Regions from separate parts of the Homo sapiens genome. Here region 2 is linked to region 1. Evidence: read pairs that join two places in POLR2A ChIA-PET (ENCODE). Cell type or tissue: A673. All regions are shown on one strand. Links, peaks and the distances in the headings refer to the core of each region. The heading gives the core; the rest is flanking DNA.

Region 1 (2,922 bases), core at 195-2,694:
CTTATCAAGTAATGAATCCAAGACAGCCAAAAATCAAGGCAGCCATTCATGTATTTAAAAAATCTCAGTTACAAAACCATCTGGCTATAAACTTCAGGAAACCTTCCTTATGAAATTATTGATACTATTTTATCCCTTAAATCAGCCTTTCAAGACGTAATTCCAGTCTGGGTTCAGTGGCTAATGCCTGTAATCCCAACACTTTTGGAGGCTGAGGCAGGAGGATTGCTTGAGCCCAGGAGTTTGAGATTACAGTGAGCTATAATCAGTCACATCACTGTACTCCAGCCTGGGTTACAGAGCAATACACTGTCTCAAAGAAAAAAAAGAAAGAACTGCATTCCTAAATCAGGTTTATTCCATTCTCTATGGCTAATAGAATTCATCAGCCAGACACAGCACACATTTCTTCCCAACTGCTGTAGCTTTCCAGATCACCTTCCTCTTGGTCCTCCTCAAGCCTATGATCAATTTTTCAGAAATCTTGGAGTCTGGAAGTCCTAGCCTTCCTTTCACACTTTTCACAGTAGTATGCTAGCTTAGAGCCCAACCAGATATCTGGTAAGTCGGTTCTAGGACATAGGTGGGTGGTCCATATACTTGGGATCAGTAGCTGGGATAGGCAGTGCTAGATTTTTCCTGGGGATGCTTATAGGATGGGGAGGAAGCCTTGTACAGGTTAAACAAATAAAATTAGGATCATTCAGGTACTTTCTTTGCATAGATTTGGAATGATAGGGCCAAGGGGCTATGGAATGAGACCATTTTTGCTGACAGAGATGTGCATTTTAAAATAGATTCTTGGGTTGTGAGTTAAAGAAACCAACACCATCTAGTTTAAGCTAAAAAGGATGATTTATTATAAGGACACAAATTTGTTTCATTGAAACTAAGAATGGGAGTAAGTTTAGGCCTCTGGAACCAGTAACTTGGAAGCCAGAAAAATTCCTTTTTAAATTTATCTTCTCTAATTATCTCTCTTAATCTGTTTCATTCTTCCTGTCTCTACAGATCAGCTCCCTCTCCTTCTCTTTGCCACAGCTTCTAAATTTATACACACTAGGTTCTAGTGGCCCATAAAAACCTACGTTCTGTTTCTTTTTTCTCTTCTTTTTTTTTTTTTTTTTTTTTTTTTGAGACGGAGTCTCGCTCTCACCCAGGCTGGAGTGCAATGGCGCAATCTCAGCTCACTGCAAACTCCTCCTCTCGGATTCAAGTGATTCTCCTGCCTCAGCCTCCCGAGTAGCTGGGACTACAGGCGCTCACCACCACACCTGGCTAATTTTTGTATTTTTAGTAGAGACGGAGTTTCACCATATTGGCCAGGCTGGTCTCAAACACCTGACCTTGTGATCCGCCCACCTTGGCCTCCCAAAGTGCTGGGATTACAGGCGTGAGCCGCCGCACCCGGCCACATACTTTCTGTTTCTAATTCCTAGTTCTAACTTCTTCCTGGAAAGAAAAACTAATTGGATCACCTTGAGTCAGGTAGCCCATCAGCCATGGGCCAGAGGACTGTGGGTAGGAAGGAGAATTCTCAGAAAAAAGGAGATCGGATACTTAGAGACAACTTTAATAGCTTGCTGATAGCTGATATTCCCCAGATACTGTTAGTATATTAAACATCAGTGTATAGAATCTTAGAAACTTAGGGCCCCAAGGAAACTTATTTAACAAATGAGAAAATTGAGGCTCACAGAAAGGGGAATGACTCATTCAATGTTACACAGCTAGTCAATGACAAGGCAGCTATTCTCCTGTTACCACTCTACTGCACAGCTAGAGGCCACCAGGAGTGAATGACAATACTCATTTCATTATATGTTTGAGAGCCAAAAGTAGTACAATTTAGGGAGGTCATGTTAATTTTATATAGAGAGTAGTATTTCATTGTTATATATGTTTTATTAATCTTTTTATTCAAGATGAAATATCAATATTGATTTCCCTTTATTGATTCTAAAAGTAAAACAAGCTTTTATTTTTTTAAAAAATAAAATATACAGATGTCCAGAATTTGGAAAGTAGCAAGTGAAGTATCTCCTGAGAGGCACCATTAAGAGTTTGGCATCTATTTCTCCATTCCTTTTTTCATGCATTTGTAACTGGGTGCTTGAAAGGACTCAATAAATAGCAGCCTTCTCTCTTGTCCAGGGTACTGAATTAATTGATAAATAAGACAAAAGAATGGCATCATAAGGCAAAAATATTCCTTTTATTAATAATAAAGATGTTAGAGAATGTAGATTAGTGTGAGTGCCAAATGGGACTGCTAGATGAACCCCAGAATTAGTCAAATTTTTAATCCCAGTGTCTGGCAAGAAAGACAGTGTTGAACAGAAAAGAACTATTATTCCCAGCAGAAAGCTTAACTCCAGGAGGAAAAGAGGCAGTGCTGAGCCAAGTATTAACCATTTATTCTTACCCAAGTTGCCAATCAAATACGTCCCTAAAACCTCCTGAAGCAGAGTGAATAAAGGGGTATGGAAAAGTTAAGAGTGTGACTCCAAGTTCCCTTTGCGTACAAGAGAGCATCAAGAGGGAGAAGATGCATTTTTCTGTAAATATGTATATAGTTTTTAAAGGATCATACTGGTCTTAGTTTCTGTAACTTGCTTTTTTTCCACATAAATATAAATCCTTTTAATTATTTATATTAGTATTTCATGATATAGCTATAGTATAATTTATTTAACTAGTTCTCCATTAATAGACAATAAAGGTTTTTTCAAATTTTTACTACCATGAATAGTCTTTTACCACATTTGGCATGTAAGTCCAGTTATTACCTCAGGATAATTTTCAAAAAGTAGAATTACTAAGTATCAAATATATACATTAAACTTCTTATATATATATTTCAAAATTGGCCTCTGGTAATGCAGTATACTCTTGCCAAAAGTTTATGAGAATTTCTTCTAC
Region 2 (2,922 bases), core at 273-2,772, 160 kb before region 1:
TGTCATTCAGATTTTAATAAAAAAAGTTTAAAGTAATTGACACATTTAAAAATATTCTTTAGAAAAGTCAAAACATCATTAAATAAAATAAATTAACCCTTGCATAAGACCAATATGTCTGTTGTTAAGTTTTCCTTTCTTGGAAAGACAGAAAACTCAAGTTTTTTTCAGCAGCACAGATATATTACATTTTCATTCCTGAATATTTGATTTCAAGAACTTTGAGAGAGAAAAAAATATTTTTACTGCAAGTGGTGATGAAAAACTTCACTGACATTGATAAAATTACTAGATATATTTCAGAACTGTGTCTTTTGGGCATTTGAAAAGCGTAAATATAACAGGGTTGAAAGCATTTGCCTCTGAAAGCAGAAATAATAAATTTCTTAATTACTTTATTCAGAATTATAATTAAGATTCTTTTTGCCCGTGTAAGATATTATAAAATGAAACTTCTTGTATAAAGGATTTTTCTGTAATAGTACTTTTCTGTTTTCTTAAATACAGAAACCACCACTCTCAGCCTGTGCAGTAGCAATAATTAAGGCATTCTATAGGTAATAATTTTGCCTGATGAGCCAAATTTGGTATTGAGCCTCATGAAAACAAATGTGGCCAAATTGAGGCCTGAGAATAGTTTCCATTTATGAAGCACTCATTCTCCTTAAGGTACTATTGCAAGCACTTACTATATTATAATTCACTCAACCACCGTATTACTATTAGGCCAAAGTTATAAAATTGGAACATGAGGGAGGGAGAGGTTAAACGATTTTCCCAAGTCATGTGGCTAGTGAGTAGGATAATAGGAATCTAAATGGAGAAATGTCTGATGTTGAAGCTAATGATCTCTAAATTCTAGTGATGACTAGATCTTCGGAGTTATAAACACCTCACAGATAGTTGATGCTTGACATTAGTGTCTAAATAAACCTTATTAAATCTCAAAATAATGAGAAAGAGAAGTAAGTTAAGTGTCAGAACTTAAATGGAACTAAAGTTGTCATTTAATAAAATATTAGTATACTCAGTAGTATGCAAATATTAAGGGCATTTTGAAATTCGGCTATTGATAATCATGTGGTTAGGGAAGAAATCACTACTCTGAGAGTCTACATTTAAGAAAACATTGCACGTGGGATCAACATTTATTGTTATTAACTATAAAGAGACGTAATGTGAGGCTTTGAAAGTCCATAGACATAAAAATACGTAAAAAAAGAATTAACATATGAATGAAAGAAAAGTTGTGAACTCATGGAATCGTACTTACACCTAAAGCCACCGGATGTCGCTGTCGTCCACAAAATAGCTTTTTAGAACAAAGGCATCAGCCAGTTTCTCAAGGACTAGGAAGTAGCGTCATTCTGAGATCTCAGCCATTTCGATAAAAAATAGATATAAGAAATAGGACAGAAAATGTCAGATCGTATGTGCGTTCTAGACCGCTGATTCGTCGATTTGTAAAACAAGAGAAGGATAAGATGGTTTCCAGATGTAGCTGCCTGGGGGTCCAGTGTCTGCTGCTCTCGCTTCTTCTCCTCGCAGCCTGGGAGGTGGGGAGCGGCCAGCTCCACTACTCAGTCTACGAGGAGGCCAGACACGGCACCTTCGTGGGCCGCATCGCGCAGGACCTGGGGCTGGAGCTGGCGGAGCTGGTGCAGCGCCTGTTCCGGGTGGCGTCCAAAAGACACGGGGACCTTCTGGAGGTAAATCTGCAGAATGGCATTTTGTTTGTGAATTCTCGGATTGACCGCGAGGAGCTGTGCGGGCGGAGCGTGGAGTGCAGCATCCACCTGGAGGTGATCGTGGACAGGCCGCTGCAGGTTTTCCATGTGGACGTGGAAGTGAAGGACATTAACGACAACCCGCCCAGGTTCTCCGTAACAGAACAAAAGCTCTCAATACCTGAATCCAGACTGCTTGACTCTCGATTTCCACTAGAAGGCGCATCTGATGCGGATGTTGGAGAGAACGCATTGCTTACTTACAAACTCAGTCCAAATGAGTATTTTGTTCTTGATATTATAAACAAAAAAGACAAAGACAAATTCCCAGTGCTTGTTCTGCGGAAGCTGCTGGATCGTGAAGAAAATCCTCAGCTAAAGTTGTTGTTGACAGCAACTGATGGAGGCAAACCTGAATTTACCGGATCTGTTTCTCTGCTGATCCTGGTGTTAGATGCCAATGATAACGCCCCTATCTTTGACAGACCGGTTTATGAAGTTAAGATGTATGAAAATCAAGTGAACCAAACATTAGTAATACGGCTCAACGCTTCTGATTCGGATGAAGGAATAAACAAGGAAATGATGTATTCATTTAGCTCTTTGGTCCCACCCACGATAAGAAGGAAATTTTGGATAAACGAAAGGACGGGAGAAATAAAAGTAAATGATGCTATTGACTTTGAGGACAGTAACACTTATGAAATTCATGTAGATGTTACAGATAAGGGAAACCCACCTATGGTTGGTCACTGCACGGTCCTAGTGGAACTACTGGATGAAAATGATAATTCACCTGAGGTGATTGTCACTTCTCTGTCTCTCCCAGTGAAAGAAGATGCTCAAGTGGGCACCGTCATTGCCCTAATCAGCGTTTCTGACCATGATTCAGGAGCCAACGGACAGGTCACCTGCTCTCTGACGCCTCACGTTCCGTTCAAGCTGGTGTCCACCTACAAGAATTACTACTCATTGGTGCTGGACAGCGCTCTGGACCGCGAGAGGGTGTCGGCCTATGAGCTGGTGGTGACCGCGCGGGACGGGGGCTCGCCTCCGCTGTGGGCCACGGCCAGCGTGTCTGTGGAGGTGGCCGACGTGAACGACAACGCGCCTGCGTTCGCGCAGTCCGAGTACACGGTGTTCGTGAAGGAGAACAACCCGCCAGGCTGCCACATCTTCACGGTGTCTGCGTGGG

Evidence for each region. ChIA-PET counts read pairs that join two places held together with the same protein. Peaks named below come from ENCODE experiments on the same cell type or tissue, not always from the same donor. Only the 100,000 strongest peaks of a DNase experiment are listed, where the experiment ranks them.
Region 2: POLR2A ChIA-PET joins it to region 1 with 9 read pairs; 3 of 35 experiments call an interaction of 5 or more read pairs at or near these places.

What each region holds. Positions count from the first base shown.
Region 1 is chr5:141,016,386-141,019,307 of GRCh38, forward strand. No RefSeq gene overlaps it. Among named protein-coding and RNA genes, the nearest start is that of PCDHB1, 34 kb to the right of the region's middle. In A673, for the core only: no CTCF peak of the experiment used is centred there; a DNase peak (open chromatin) is centred at 1,746.
Region 2 is chr5:140,854,565-140,857,486 of GRCh38, forward strand. The region is part of intron 1 of PCDHA1 (protocadherin alpha 1); the gene reads left to right. The region is part of intron 1 of PCDHA2 (protocadherin alpha 2); the gene reads left to right. The region is part of intron 1 of PCDHA3 (protocadherin alpha 3); the gene reads left to right. All of the region lies in intron 1 of PCDHA4 (protocadherin alpha 4), which reads left to right. It also overlaps PCDHA5, PCDHA6, PCDHA7, PCDHA8, PCDHA9 and PCDHA10, and 1 more gene. In A673, for the core only: CTCF peaks have their summits at 1,287 (motif pointing right) and 1,931 (motif pointing right); DNase peaks (open chromatin) are centred at 1,327 and 1,947; H3K4me3 peaks cover 1,499 bases; H3K27ac peaks cover 974 bases.